Regions from separate parts of the Homo sapiens genome. Here regions 2, 3, 4 and 5 are each linked to region 1. A link is a contact called in ENCODE Hi-C or POLR2A ChIA-PET data. All regions are on one chromosome and are shown on one strand. The core of a region is the stretch at or near the end of the contact, and the rest is flanking DNA. Distances in the headings are between cores, read along the strand shown. Region 1 holds the start of ANO10 (anoctamin 10). Region 2 holds the start of CCDC13 (coiled-coil domain containing 13). Region 3 holds the start of HIGD1A (HIG1 hypoxia inducible domain family member 1A). Region 4 overlaps GASK1A (golgi associated kinase 1A). Region 5 holds the start of POMGNT2 (protein O-linked mannose N-acetylglucosaminyltransferase 2 (beta 1,4-)).

Region 1 (2,919 bases), core at 136-2,635:
AAATTAGCCGGGCATGGTGGCAGGCGCCTATAATCCCAGCTACTCGGGAGAATCGCTTGAACCCGAGAGGCGGAGGTTGCAGTGAGCAGACATTGTGCCACTGCACTCCAGCCTGAGCGACAGAGCAAGACTCCGTCTCAAAAAAAACAAAAAGAAAAAAGTTTCAGTGGGTTTAAGTGCATTTACACACTTCAATTTATCAAGACTTTTCTATGCCCTTCCATTATTTTAGATCTTTCAAATTTCATTCATCTGCAACTCTACGATTCTTTCAGCAACAGCTGTTCAGAACAGATGATTTACTTTCCATAGCGAATTTTAAACTGTTTATCATGCAGAATGGGCCCTTAGAAAACATCTAGTCCTCTAGATTTGTATGACTTTAAATTAAAAGTAGACACTACAAAGTGGATTTAACCGCTTTAAACCCCACAGGATTAGATTTAAACTCCGCAGGATTTAAGGCAATATGATACAACTGTGTCTTGAGTCTGAATAAACCTCAGCTGCACTTTTTAAGTCTGGGATCTCCATACACCGTCCTGCTGGAATATAAGGTTTTACAGAAGGCAGCGCACACCAATGCTGGTGCTGTGAAGGCACCCACAAAATCAGACGCTGCCTATAGGGGAGAACCCCATTCCATCCACGTTTCTCAGGTGTCCCAGGCACTAGCCAGACAGGTATCTATTATTTAAACTGTACAGTATGTCCCAGTCAAAAGCCTGGAAACTCAGTCACCTCGATGTGAGCATTATCCTGCAAGCCCGCTCCGGCCAAACCTGCTTGGAGACAGCCTAGTCCGCCCTGATCCCCGGACTGCCCGGGAAGCAAGAACCCCGGGACCCGCGAGCTGACCCTTCTAAAAACCACCCTTCACTCCGCTCCGCCGACCACCCCACTCACTGCCTCCTTCCCCAAAGCGCTGAGGCCCCCAACATCCTCCATCCTGACTTCACCAGCCCCAAATTTCCGCCTCACCGCCTTTCTCTCAGGACTCAAACCCTCGCCCCAGACCCATAATCCCCTCCACAAACCTCTCCCCTCCCCTGCGACCGCCGCTCCCCGCAACACCTTCACTCGTCCCTGCCCCCACAGCCCCCGCGCCCATCCTGGTCCCACTTCCCATCCCCAGGGGTGCTGGCACCGGGAGGCGGCCCGGGAACGCAGGGCGGCGACCAGGCGGAGCTCCTGGAGCCTGCAGCGGCCGGGGCTCTGTGGCTGCAAGGGGCCGGGCTCTGCTGCGGACAGCTGGGGGGTCCGAGGTGCCCTCCCCGACTCACCAGCCGCCGCAGCGCTCCACGTCTTCGGAGGCGGGTCCGAGAGCCGGCGAGAACCGGAGGCCGGGCGAAAGAGTGCTCGGTGCGGGGGGCGGGCCAGGCCAGTGGGGCGGGCGCCGCCGAGCGCTGGGCGTGGCGGACGCGGCGGGGCCTAGATGCGGTCACACGCAGGGGGGCGGGGCCGCGGCGGGAGAGGCGGGGCCTCACTGGGCGGTAGCTCCGGGAGGGGCGGAACTGCGGTGGGAGGGGCGGGGCCTCACTGGGCGATCGTAGTGGACGAGAACCTAGACTGGAACCGGTCCGAAGAAAAAAAGGCAGCCCTCATTGGGCTGTCGCCTGGAACAGGAGACCAGGCCGGGAGAAAGGGAGGGGCGTGCCTAACGTACTGTACCACCCATCGAAATCCGGACGGCAGCGGGAGAGGCGCGGCCGAGAAGGCAGAGGCCTGGTTGGGCTGTCACTCCGAGCCGGGGCGGCATGTGGCTGGGCTCTCCAACCGCGAGCGGTCGGGGCAGGGGAAAGGAATACGCCCCTTCACATTTCCCTCTTCCATCTCTTAAAGACCAGAACCTAATTTTCTGGTCACTTTCAGGTATAAGAACAAGTCTCATTTTAACTGTAGCTCACTTTCAAGTTGTGAAAAACGCAGATCCTTTTATAATTAAAACCTAACATCCAACCACAGCCAAATCCCAAAACCCTTGCTCCTCCTAGAAATCGCCAGACACCTTTCCACCTCCAGGCTCAGAGTCTGCCCCAGCCATTCCTTCTGCCCAGAAAGCTCTTCCCTCGGTTGGCTGCTTGGCTCACTTCCTCACCTCCCTCAGTGTTTGCTGGGCTCTCACTTTCTCCCTGAGGCCCTTTCTGACCATCCTACTTAATACCTGTTCTCATCTGCTCCTCACCCCACCATTTCCTTACCTGCTCTCCTATTTCTTCTGTCCACCACACTTTTTGACTTTTTGTTGTTGTTGTTTTGAGATAGAGCCTCGCAATGTCACCCAGGCTGGAGTGCAGTGGCGCAGTCTCGGCTCACTGCAACCTCCGCCTCCCGGGTTCAAGCGATTCTCCTGCCTCAGCCTCCTGAGTAGCTGGGATTACAGGCGCGCACCATCATGCCCAGCTAATTTTTGTATTTTTTGTAGAGACAGGGTTTCACTATGTTGGCCAGGCTGGTCTAGAACTCCTGACCTCAGGTGATCCGCCTGCCTCGGTTTCCCAAAGTGCTGGGATTACAGGCGTGAGCCACCGCGCCCTGCCGGCTTTAAGTGTTTTTAGTTACCCAGGGTCTACCACAGTCTGAAAATAGGTGAGGCCAGAACAATAAGATATTTGGAGAGAGAGAGAGAGACCATATTCACCTTTTATTACAGTCTATTTTTATAATTGTTCTATTTTATTATTATTCATTGTTGTTAATCCCTTACTGTACCTAATTTATAAATGAAACTTTATCATAGTATGTATGTATGTGTAGGAAAAAACATAGTATACATAGAGTTTTATACTATCCTCAGTTTCAAGCATCCACTGTGGATCTTGGAATGTATCTCCCACAGATAATGGAGGATTACCAGCCCCAATGTTTAGAACAGTGTTAGGTCCATAGCAGACAAGCAATAATTCTGAAATGAAAAAT
Region 2 (2,919 bases), core at 278-2,777, 850 kb before region 1:
GCCTGGGTGACAAAGTGAGACCCTGTCTCAATACAGCAGCAGCAACAACAACAACAGATGAACTCTAATGTAAACTATGGACTTTAGTTAGTAATAACATACCAGTATAGTTGTATCAATGATAACAAATGTACCACACCAATGCAATGTGTAAGATGTTAACAACAGAGGAAATGGGAATACGGAATACATAAAGGAACTGTTTTTTGTTTAATGCTTCTAAAAATCTGCTTTAAGTCTATTTTCTTTTAAAAGTAAAGGCTAAGCCGGGCGTGGTGGCTCATGCGTGTAATCCCAAAACTTTGGGAGGCTGAGGTGGGTGGATCACCTGAGGTCAGGAGTTTGAGACCAGCCTGGCCAACATGGTGAAACCCCATCTCTACTAAAAATACCAAAATTAGCCAGGCATGGTGGCGGGCGCCTGTAATCCCAGCTACTCGAGCCCAAGGCAGGAGAATCGCTTGAACCTGGGAGGCAGAGGTTGCAATGAGCCAAGATCGCGCTACTGCACTCCAGCCTGGGCGATAGAGCGAGACTCCGTCAAAAAAAAAAAAAAAAAAAAAAAGTAATAATAAAAAAAATAAAGTAAAGGCTAGAGCTGCATGGAAAGAACTCTTGGCTCAGGTAGGACTTAGAGCCAGGGAGTAGGAAGAGTGGCATGCACTCTGGAGTCCTATGAGGAAGCAAGATCCCACAGGATATGGGACCATAGGTGACAGGGACCAGTGAGGAAGGATTGAGACCCCTTGCCCCATCGGCCTGCCACTTTTTTCATTGTTTTTCTCTTCCCCTCTCCTTCTCTTTCTTCTTTTCTTTTACTGTGTTCTTTTCGAGTATTCTCAACAACAGTCTAGGGGCCTGGAGGTGTGGGGAGGCCGCCCACGGATGCCTAGTTTGGCGCTCTGTGCACTGCTAGCATCTTCGTAGGGATGGGTTTGGGATGGGAGCGGGGTGATGCTCTGGTTCTCAGGGCTGGACTCCGGGCTTGGAGGGGAACTCCCTCTTGCGAGTCCCCAGTCCTGTGGGGGCTGGGCCTGGAAGGGGAACTGGGAGATGCGGAAGTGCACGCCGTCGGGTCGCATCTTTCAGTGCGGTGCGAGAGGGCCCAGTGGCAGAGGCCCAGCAAACAGCGCTTGTCAGGCGGACCTGAGTTCGAGTTCTGACTGTGCCATCTACGCTATGACTTTGGGGCAGGCGACCCACCCTCTGCGCCTCATTAACCCATGTACTGCATGGAAAATAAGCGTCTGCCTGGGTTAGAAGAGGGCTGTGTGTGAAGATTCAAAGGACGAAGGGGAAGAGTCCTCGCTGGGCGCCCAGCACGCGGTGAGCGCCCGGCCAGTGGCAGCGCGCTCGGGCTGGGGTTGCGCTCGGGCTCGGTTCCGCGCCCCCGGCAGCTGCGGGCTTTCCCAGCTCCGGCCCGGGCCCTTCCGCTCTCCCCGGCACTTACAGCGGTCTCTCTCCACTTCTCCCTTCTAGGACCGCGGCGGCTAGGTCACCTCCTCCGGACGCCGACACGCGCTGCCCTGGCAACCGTCACCAGGGAAACAAGCGACGTCACTTGCGCGTTTTCAACGCTACTCTACGGGGGCCGAGGGGGCGCCAAGAGTTCTGAAAGTGACAGAGGCGCTGATGGCGCGCTGGGCTGGATCCAAGCGAGCACGATCTCGAGTGCGCTGGAGATTTTAAATCTTCTGGAGTATATTTTTAAAAAAGTTTTGTGGACCAAACGTTCTGCACAGAGATGCCCATTCCGCTCTCCTGTTGGGGAGTTAAAAAGCGAACGATCTCACCATGAAATTTAAAGTAGCCATTCAGATATATTTGAAAAATGTAAAACAGTGTGGGGAAAGGCCATGTTATGATGGTGAGTGAAGGAAGCAGGACGCAATATAGCAATGCTAAATAAATAAAGTTGTGTTTATTTCAAACTAGGCACTAAAACAAGACCGAAATAGAAATATTAAAAGTGGTTATATTTGGGTGGTGGAATAGCAGTGCTGTGTTTTTATTTTTACACTTTAGAGAATTTTTAAAATAATGAACATCGTTTATTTTCATAAAGGAAAATACTTGTTTTTTTTTTTTTAAATGGCACCTTCCAATGTAAGACACTACTATATTTCAGGGCAATATGGGGGTGGGAGGCAAATTTCTAGGAAAGATGATTCAAGGGAGATTTCTTTCTATCTATCTATCTATCTAATCTATCTATCTATCTATGATAGAGTCTCGCTGTGTCGCCCAGGCTGGAGTGCAGTGGTGCGATCTCAGCTCATTGCAACCTCCATTTCCCAGGTTCAAGCGATTCTCCTGCCTCAGCCTCCTGAGTAGCTGGGATTACAGGCACCCGCCACCACACCTGGCTAATTTTTTTATTTTTAGTGGAGACGGGGTTTCACCATGTTGACCAGGCTGGTCTTGAACTCCTGACCTCAGGTGATCCGCCCACCTTGGCCTCCTAAAGTGCCGGGATTACAGGCGTGAGCCACAGCTCCTGCCCAAATATTTATCCAGGACTTCATAATTTGAAAACCTTGGCAGTTGTTTTTCTATTTTTTTTCCTCATAAGGTGAATGAATACCCATCCCATAGACATGCATACATAAGATACGGCACTAGACTGCCATCAGCACTGCAGGTATAAACCCGAAGTTTCCTGATAAAGGAAAAATGGATCTTTCCCGTTGGTCTCCAATTGCTGCCTGGTGAGCTGAGGGTGGGAGACGTATAATATACAGGTGGCAGCAAAGAGAGACAGGATAAAGAGTAGGATTCAGGTAGATGTGAGCCTCAAAGGATTAGGGTTTTTTTTAAATGGTGTGTGTAGTGGGGAGTATCATTCGTTTGCCTCATGACCACGATGGGACTATGTGGCATAGGAAAAGGAATAGCCAGGTCTACTTAGAGGGCTTCTGG
Region 3 (2,919 bases), core at 202-2,701, 820 kb before region 1:
AAAGACTTTTTTCACTACACCACTGCCAGACTTTCCTTCATTATCGTTTTCTCATCCACCCACAGTAGTTGTCCCAGATTTCTGTCAGAAAGTTGAATAGACGCTAAAAAAGGCACCAGTAACCAGATATTTAAAGTCAGTTTGGAGAGCACAAATTAATTCTGTACGCTTAGTAAGACACGACTGAAGACCTTTCCACAGGGAACCTAAAGAGGCATTAAGGGAAGATGAGCCGTCCAGCATCAGGAGACGTAACAGGTTGAATGAAGGATCTTTCTTCACAGTCATTTTGTCACGGGAATTACTATCTAAAGCAACGCTGGCTTCAAACTGATTTTGCATCAGTCGCCCATCAGCTTGTTTAAAATGGCTGCCAAGGCCCCAGCATGGAGATCCGGATTCAGGTGGTCTGGGGCAGAGCTCAAGGAATCTTTAAGAAGCCCCTTCAAGTGACTCTGGTGCACAAAGAGAACTCCTAGTATACAGGACTCCAAATATGTGTGTCATGCTGGAGCTTCATGACCAGGTTGTCACCGCTTCAACCTGTTAGAACTTTCCATCCAAACCTGTCTTACTCCAAAGTGCCTTTGTACTTCCGGAAGCAGGGATCCCTGTCGTGGGGATTACTCCGAAGAGGGAAATAGCTGCTTCCCACTCCGGGAATTTAAGACAAAGGCGAATATCACTGCTGCATCATGTCGGCTGCTCCTAATTCTGCCCTTACGCTGTGCTTTGTAATCTCTAACCCGCCGACTCGGCAGGAGAAAAATTTAATTCGGTCACAGAAGCACTACACAGGACCCTAGGCCTTATCACTTTCCCAGGGTGGAGGAAACACCAGGTCGGGGAGAAAAGCAAGACCAGGACTGGAAGGTCCTCTGCTAGTACGCCCTCCCCTCAACCTCCCGACCTTCCTCGCCGCCTCTCTTCCTGTGACCTTGTCGTGACTCCGTGACCGGAGCGCTCGCTCTCCTATCCCGCCTCGCCTGCCGCTTAGCCCGCTCTTCAGAATGTTCCAAGCTCCGGGGAAGCTCCCGCTCCTCGCTCCCCGCCGTCGGGCCCAGTCAACACCCTCCTGGCCCCCGTCTCTCATTACCACCCCATCAGCGAGTCTTCCCCGCTCGGCAACTCACTCCACAAGCTTCTGCTCCATCTCCTCGCTGGCTCCGTCTCCCCTCACCCGAAGGACCCTAGGCCTCGGCTCCCGACTCCTCTCATCCGCCCATGCTCGAGGCCGGGCCTGAGCCCCGGCAACTCCACCTCTCCTCCCTCATTCGAGACACGGACTCCCAGCCCCCACCCCCAAAGTCCTTTCGGCCTGGCCAAGCGCTGCCCCACTTCTTCCCGCCCCGCGGCCCGAGTCCCTGGCTCGCAGTCCCCCGGCTTGTTTCGCTTACCTAGAGCGAGAAAACCTCTCACACCCCAACCGGCTTCCGATCCCTGCAGGCGCACCCAGTCCTCCCGGCTTCTCCCCACCCACAGCCGTCCCAGCCAATCAGAGGCCAGCGGCCGCAAAAGGACGCGTGCGTGTGCGCGGCGGGTGGGGCAGTGCAGAGCGGGTCCTGGATTGGCTGGGCCGGTGAGTGCTGGCCCACTACCCCGGCTCTAGCGTACTGGCGGAGACAGACGTGAGAGCTCGGCGCCTGGGGTTCGCGCCCGGGCACTTGAGGGGCTTTGGCTCCTGGCCCAAGGACTCCTCAGATTTCTCCTGCCCTTTTCCCCTCGGGCAGCGGAGGCGAGCACCGCGAACGCCGTGTCCCGAGCGCCGCCGCCTGCGGACGCCTCACGGGCCGGGAAGGGATGCGGGTGAGGGGTTTCGGCTGCGGGTGAGGTTGTGTTCCCCGACCCACCCGGGTCCGACTGCTTGTTCTCGCCGTTCAGTAACGAGATGCAGACAGACTGGGAAAGAACGGAGTTTATTTCTGCAACAGGTTACAGGGAGAAGGTCGGAGTAACTCACCAGACCAACTCAAAATTATTAATACAAGTTTTTCTAGTGCTTAAATACATTCAGTGCATTTACAAGTCGAAAGCCAAAGTGTTTCACTCAAGCCAATCTTTAACGGTAATAGGGTCAGGTGTCTAGACAATTGCTTCAGAGCCTTGGAAATAATCTAAAGTGGGTCCTGGTACAAGGTGTGCAAGAACAACTCCATTATTTTAATTAAACTCTAGGGGTTGAAAAAGCTCAGGCGGGATCCTAATGGACTTGTCTTTACATTCTAGCCTTTCTCCTAAGGCACCAGTTTCTCCAATGTTTAACTTATACATGCATCAGAATGACAGTGAGGCGTTGGTGAGAGCTGCTCTGGTTGCTAATGGAGATCTGGCCTGCCACAGTGGGAGCAGAGCTTGCCCAGTGCGCCGGGACGACTGCGGGCTCCATCCATTCCGCTCCCAGGGCGGTTGTCGGCCAGGACCGTGAGCTGTCAGGTCCCCCGCGGGATCCTTCCTGGAGCTTACACTATAGTAGGAGGCAGCCAGTACTTGCAAGCACGGGGTCGCGGGAACTACGACCTCACCCAGGCCAGGCGACCTTTCTCTCAAGAAGGAGATGTCAGAGGCCCCTCGTGACAGCGAGCTTCCGGGGACAGGGCTCCTAATGTGTTTGTCAAGTAAATAATGAGTAATAATCCGGCCAATTGGTGGGTCAACGAAAAAAGTCAAACTCTAAGATATTTGAAGAGATTTATTCTGAACCAAATGTGAGTGACCGTGGCCCCTGACACAGCCCTCAGGAGGTCCTGAGAACATGTGCCCAAGGTGGTCCAGGCACACTTGGTTTTATACATTTTAGAGAGGCATGAGACATCAATCAAATACATTTAAGAAATACATTGGTTTGGTCCAGAAACGGGGGACAACTCAAAGGCGAGAGGGGAGGGGGCTTCCAGGCTATAGGTAAATTTAAACATTTTC
Region 4 (2,919 bases), core at 305-2,804, 600 kb before region 1:
TGGATGTTCAGTGCAATATTGTTTGTTATAATAAAAAGGATGAAGGATGAGTAAAGAAATCATGGCACATTTACATTGTGAAATATTATGCAGCAGTTAAAAAGAGTAAAGCACCTCTGTATGGATAAATACGGAAAAAGCTTCAGGGCCTCTTATGTCAATCAAAGCAAGTTGTGGCATAGTCATTTCCTTTATGCTGAAAATAATTACCATGTGTAGTAGGCTGAAAAATTATCCCCAAATGCTGTGCATGTTATCTCATTTAGAAAAAGGATCTTTGCAGATCTGATTTAGGATCTTGAGATGGGGAACTTACTGTGGATTACCCAGGTGGACCCTAAATGCCATCACAAATATGCATCTAAGTAAGAGGCAGAGGGAGATTTGACACAAACAAAAGAGGAGACCATGGAGGCGGAGACTGGAGTGATGTGACTACAAGACAAGGAATGCCGACAGCCACCAAAAGCTGGAAGAGGCAAGGAACAGATTCTCCCCTAGAGCCTTTGGAGGTAGCACGGCCCTGCTGACACCTTGATTTTGACCCGGTGAAACTGATGTGGAACTTCTGGCCTCCAGAACTGTGAGGGAATACATTTATGTTGTTTTAAGCCAGCAAGTCAGTGGTAATCTGTTATGGCAGCTACAGGAAACTAATATACTGTGACATATGCATATGTTATAATGCAAAGAAAAGCAACAGCCTGAGAAGATGCACACCCTAATTGCTAACTGTGGCTTCCTCTGGGGAGGAGAAGGAGATGTTCGATTTTGCCCTGATTTATTTGGTATATGGGTTTTTAACAGTGCATATCTATGCATGTAGTACCTGTGTGTTTTCTAAAATAGCAATATAGACCAAATTAAAAGCATATCTAATTGGGACAGAAATTTAGGATCTCACTTCAGAAAAATCATCAGATAAATGTATCTTAGGGGGTGACAAGGCATCATTTGTTTTATAGAAAAGAGGCTCAGACCTACTGAGCACTGTTAGTTGCAATGATATTGAATGCCTCTCAAGAGGGAGATTGGCTTATTTACCCACTGACTTTTGTCCCTTATTGCTTGAGGGCTGTCACCAGATGTGTTAATTTCCCCTGAGCTTCCTGGCACAGCAGGCAAGAAAGCAGGAGTGATCAGGTCCTTGAGGTGGGGACCGGCAGTACACAGGAGGATTGTCTGCTGTGGGGGCAGCTGGAGTCAATCGGGGGCCACGGGGACATAACGTGGGTGTGTTCACTATATTCTCTTATTTTCTGGTTTTTTATGCTCTGGTGTCTGGTGCCTTGTGGACTTAGGGAAGGACTGCCCCTCCGAGGGTTAGCTAATTCTTAAGAAGAGAGAGTAATCAACTGGCCTGTGAGCATACCTTTCGTGTGCAAACCAACCAATTCTGAGTCTATATCACCCATCTTCTTTTATCAGCTTTCTGTCTGTCCTCTGCTCTATCACCTATAGCCCAGAGCCTGCTGAAATTATTCAATTTCAGTTAGCTTAACTTTCTTTGCTCATTCCGTACTGTGAAAACCACAGTAAAGGCTTCAGCTGCATTTGCTCTCGCAATTTGCCTGCCCATCTCAGCTCCTGTGGCCCTGTGTGGCATGCCGTACTTCCTGTTTCTAGCTGACTGTGAATATATCAAAAACTTATTTCATGGCAATTATTTTTGTGTCTCTGTGTCTTACCAAACACTGCAGGTGCAGTGTTTGCTTGAAACAAACTCTGGGTACATTTTAAAATAATGGGGCACAAAAAGCATCTGCTGTGTTGGGTAGTGGGTGGGGGTGGCTGGCTTTCCAAACAGAAAAGAGCCTTGGAGATTGGAGGAGCCCTCTTCACCAGCAGACGTGCAGTGCCACAGGCCAGGGAACAGTGTTTCCACCTCCCTGATAACCCCTCTTATCTGACAGCTCATTTTGCAGAGAGCTTCTCACGTGCCAGGCACTGTGATAGTCTGGAGATGCAATTGTGAGCCCATGTCCTGCCTGCATGGATCAACCCATCCATTGAGCGACAGACATTAAATGATCAAATCCAGTACAGAGTGAAAAGGGGTGTGCTTGGGAAGGAACAGTGTGTTATGGGAGCACACGGCGAGGACATCCAATTCATTGAGGAGTCTCAGGGGAAGGCTTCCTGGGGGAGGTGGTGTCTAAGCTGAGACCTGAGCAATGGAAACAGGAGGAGGGGTCTATTTCAGGCAGAAGGATCAACACATATAAAGGTGTGGAGACAGAGTGGGTCTGGCACTGTCCAGAATTGAAAGAAGTTTAGCATGGCTAGAGCACTTCCGGCATTTAGGTGTTCTCTAAGGAGACTTTGAAGGATATGATCCAGTTTGTGGCAAGTGGCCTGCAGAGGAGCAGGAGTGGGAGCAAAGGGGGCTGTTGCACGTGTCCTGGTAAAGAAGAGGGTGCCTGGGCTCAGTCACAGAGGGTCTAATGAGAAACGGATTGGTTCAAGAGCTGTTTAGGAGGAAAAATTTGCAAGACTTAGATGTATGGGGCAGAGGAAAGGTGGAATGAAGGTCAGGCCCAGATTTCTGGCTTGGGTATCTGGGTGGACAGTGCTACCTTTTAGCCAGATTGGAAACAGAAGGATGGGAATCCATAGGAGAGAGGATGAGATGGTGAATAAATTAGAAAGTGGAGAACTGCTAGGTGACCCTGTGGTCCCTCCCTCTCTCCTTCACTCTTAGAAGTCTAACTGGGATAGGTGGATCACCTCACTTCCTGGTCCATGTCACTCCAAAGGGCTTCAAGGGTGGTCTTTCCAGAAGAATGCGGCTAAGTGATCAGCCTGGAGGCTGCACTCGATTCACACAAAGCTGGTGAATAAATCTTGTGGAAGTGTGCAGCAGGAACAAAATTCTTGGAATTCTCAGGTCTGTTTGGGTGCTGTGGCTCCTGAGCACGG
Region 5 (2,919 bases), core at 201-2,700, 520 kb before region 1:
AATATTGAAAGGATGAGCTGGAAGATCTGCAAGATTCATGAGAGCCAGAGAGGGCAGCTAGTACCATTAAAGATGAACCTGGACTCCAAGCACCTCTAACACTTTCTGTCGTTAGTCACCACGACTGCTGATATTTGCCACACACTTACTGTTAGACATACTGGGCTGAGGACTTGCCTGGCACTATTTCATCCCCACTGCAACCCCGTGATAAAGGCACTGTACTTTCATCTCCACTTCACAGAGAAAGAAACAGAGGCTAAGAGAGGATAAGTGACTTGCTTAAACGCACACCGCTAGTAGCCGAGAACCAAGATTTGAAGGCGGGGCACATATTGTAGTAAACATTTGGTGAATGAAACCTCCTCTGTCTATGCTCTTAGCTACTAAGTCCTATCAAGCTCGCCCCATAACCCTGAAGTCATCCTTTTCCACGCGGAGCCTTGCTTCTCCCAAGAGTACGCTCTAAGTGTTGGCTGGCAATAAAGTAGGCAGACACTGGTCGCCCTGCACCTGGTGCAAGACTCTGGCCTGACGGTCACATACTTTAGCAGAGAGTTCCCATCAGTGAGCTGGAGACGGGTTCCTAAACACACACATGGAGTCAGGAGTTCACTGGGTTCCTTCTTCAGAGGCTACTCTGGCACTGCCAAGCAGGCCGTGGCAAGCTCTTACCACCGGACACACATGGTAGGTGCCCTACTGGCCCCCAAAGCGCCCAGGAATCAGCTGCAGGCCTGCCGGGGTTCTGCCTTCAAAGGCAGTTGGGGAGGCCCAGGCCCGCTCCGCGCACCTCGCGTGGCTCCCCACCACCCCCGCCAAATGTGCACCACCCATCACCTCCCAAAGCAAAAGGGCCTGAGGACCCGACGCCAGTGCCTGCCACGAGCTGAGGGCTCGAACTGGCAAGCCCCAGGGCGTTGCCCAGGTCCCCGGCCCCCGGCCCCCGACCCCCAATCCCCGGCCCCCGACCCTGAGGGTCCACCCCCGCCCCGCCCACCTCCCGCGCCTCCCTCAGCTCGCTTCACACGTCACCCCTCAGTTCTGCAAACTCTCCTGGATCCCGAAGGCGTCCTAGAACCTCCCCCTCACCCCGGGGCCCAGCACCGCGTCGTCCCCTCCAGGGGGCCGAGGGTTCGACACCTCCACTTCAAGTCCCAGGCGGGTGTCGGAGTCCGCTCCAGCCCCAAGCGCGCGCGCGTCTTACCTGAAGCCTGGACTCCGCGGGACGAAGCCACCTCCGCCGACGCGTCCAGGAGGCCCCACGGCGGCGCCGCTTTCCCACCCCGCCGCCGCCCCCAGCGCCAGCTTCTGGCCCAGGAGGCCCAGAAGGCCCAGGCAGCCAGCACAGGTTTGGCCGCGCCGCCGGGTTCGCAGCGACCGCCACCTCCAGGCTCGCAGGTGTCCGCCGTGCGCCTGCCCGGCGGGCGAGCCCGGCGCGGAGCCTGTGCGCCTGCGCAGAGCCGCGAGTTCGGTTGCCCTGGCCCCGGCCACAACCTTGGCTCGCGGAATCCTGGGAGGTGTAGTTTTGCGTACGAGGACAGCCCGCGCCGCCACCAGCCTGCGGAATGTTGGGAGTGATAATTTGCGCCGAGAGGCTGAGTTTTACTTAGTGTTAGGATTACACAGTTATGGCAGTTCTGATAATAAATTTAAATGCAAGTTTAACCAACAACCAAATGTCATTGTAAAGTCAAGGTAATTAATACGTTTACATGCTTTTAAAAATTGTAATGCTACAGAGAACTTACAAAAGCACCAGTCCTCTGCGGCACCATTCCATTAACCAGCTGTCACCTTATCCCACCGTCCAGTCCTGGCTGTCCAGTCCTCAAGGGCAGCTACTTATGGCTGTGGCATCTGGCATTCCCGCGGATTCTCCGAATATACATATGCCCCTATTTCTTGAGTTATGAATTTTAGATCTTTTGACTTCTTTTTTAGATCTCTTGACTTTTTTTGAACTTAAGTCATCTAGAGATGCACCTACCACCACCAACTCCACCTCCATAGAGTTATAAGATTTCTACCTATCAAATTGGGAAAGCCCTGACTTTAATTTATGATTATTTTAAATTAGCCCAAATGTTAAGGTATTAAGTTGGTAAATTTTTGCAGGGCAATTTGTCAATACAGCCAAAAACCTTTAAAAACATGTAGTCAAAAGCCTCTAACCAAGAAATTCTAATAATTGTGGATGACTGCAAAGGCTGAATAGTGTTGTTTAGATGATAATAAACTGAAAGGCTGAAGTGGTGATATTACTTTCAGAGAGAGTAGAATTGACAGCAAGGAAAATTACCAAGAATAAAAAAGGGATAATTATATAATGATAAAAGGTTCAATTCACCAAGAAGACATAATTCTAAATGTGGATACACCTAACGACATAGCCTTAACATAAATAAATCAAATGATAGAACCATAATTAGAAATAGACAACTCTGCAACTGTAATTGGAAACTTCAGCATCCCTCTCTCAACAACTGATAGAACACTAGACAGAAAGTCAGCAAGGATATAGAAAAGATCAACACTAATACCATCCTAATCTAATTGATATTTACATAATACTTCACCCACCAACAGAATACACATTCTTTTCAAGCAACCTTGGTATATATATTAAGATAAACTGTATCCTGGATCATAAGTTTTTAAATATACAGAAGACATTAATATATATTTTACCAAAGTAGTTATACAGATGGCAAATAAGGACAGATGTTCATCACTAGCCATAAAGGAAATGCAAATTAAGACTATGCTGAGATATCACCATACACCTATTTAAAACAGCTTAAAAAGGCAGGGCGCGGTGGCTCATGCCTGTAATGCCAGCACTTTGGGAGGCCATGGCTGGCGAATCACGAGGTCAGGAGTTCAAGACCAGCCTGGCCAACATGGTGAAACCTCGTC

The links. A loop is a pair of places that touch in the nucleus more often than their neighbours do. ChIA-PET counts read pairs that join two places held with the same protein, here RNA polymerase II (POLR2A). Pooled maps may share reads with other maps.
Region 2: a pooled map shows a loop between it and region 1 (9-fold over the local background). The contact joins the promoter of CCDC13 here to the promoter of ANO10 in region 1. A Hi-C loop is called at or near these places in 12 of 50 pooled maps.
Region 3: a loop to region 1 is called in a map of CD8-positive, alpha-beta T cell, with 7 times the contacts of the local background. The contact joins the promoter of HIGD1A here to the promoter of ANO10 in region 1. A Hi-C loop is called at or near these places in 4 of 168 maps with a recorded cell type or tissue (CD8-positive, alpha-beta T cell and naive thymus-derived CD4-positive, alpha-beta T cell), 5 of 37 single-sample maps with no recorded cell type and 20 of 50 pooled maps. POLR2A ChIA-PET finds 5 or more read pairs at or near these places in 2 of 52 experiments (GM12878 and PC-9).
Region 4: a loop to region 1 is called in a map of CD8-positive, alpha-beta T cell, with 5 times the contacts of the local background. The contact joins the enhancer-like site here to the promoter of ANO10 in region 1. A Hi-C loop is called at or near these places in 1 of 168 maps with a recorded cell type or tissue (CD8-positive, alpha-beta T cell) and 2 of 50 pooled maps. POLR2A ChIA-PET finds 5 or more read pairs at or near these places in 1 of 52 experiments (activated T-cell).
Region 5: a map of CD8-positive, alpha-beta T cell shows a loop between it and region 1 (8-fold over the local background). The contact joins the promoter of POMGNT2 here to the promoter of ANO10 in region 1. A Hi-C loop is called at or near these places in 4 of 168 maps with a recorded cell type or tissue (B cell, CD4-positive, alpha-beta T cell, CD8-positive, alpha-beta T cell and 1 more) and 14 of 50 pooled maps. POLR2A ChIA-PET finds 5 or more read pairs at or near these places in 1 of 52 experiments (naive thymus-derived CD8-positive, alpha-beta T cell).

The regions. Positions count from the first base shown.
Region 1 is chr3:43,620,626-43,623,544 of GRCh38, forward strand. ANO10 (anoctamin 10) reads right to left here and starts at 1,386. Exons shown (of 13, transcript NM_018075.5): 1 at 1,284-1,386. RefSeq lists a silencer at 1,100-1,599 and enhancers at 1,655-2,307, 2,308-2,919.
Region 2 is chr3:42,771,726-42,774,644 of GRCh38, forward strand. It overlaps CCDC13 (coiled-coil domain containing 13), which reads right to left and starts at 1,528. Exons shown (of 16, transcript NM_144719.4): 1 at 1,451-1,528. CCDC13-AS2 (CCDC13 antisense RNA 2) reads left to right here. Exons shown (of 2, transcript NR_122070.1): 2 at 1,480-1,910. RefSeq lists a silencer at 1,249-1,408 and an enhancer at 1,539-1,708.
Region 3 is chr3:42,803,039-42,805,957 of GRCh38, forward strand. HIGD1A (HIG1 hypoxia inducible domain family member 1A) reads right to left here and starts at 1,452. Exons shown (of 4, transcript NM_014056.4): 1 at 1,398-1,452. RefSeq lists a silencer at 1,408-1,627 and an enhancer at 2,489-2,919.
Region 4 is chr3:43,022,802-43,025,720 of GRCh38, forward strand. All of the region lies in intron 1 of GASK1A (golgi associated kinase 1A), which reads left to right. Among named protein-coding and RNA genes, the nearest start is that of GASK1A, 45 kb to the left of the region's middle. Within about 2 kb of position 1,555, at least 3 of the 41 ENCODE cell types and tissues checked have a DNase peak (open chromatin) inside an H3K27ac peak, as active enhancers do; they include CD8-positive, alpha-beta T cell, where a contact is called at or near this core.
Region 5 is chr3:43,104,629-43,107,547 of GRCh38, forward strand. POMGNT2 (protein O-linked mannose N-acetylglucosaminyltransferase 2 (beta 1,4-)) reads right to left here and starts at 1,451. Exons shown (of 2, transcript NM_032806.6): 1 at 1,208-1,451. RefSeq lists a silencer at 1,219-1,538.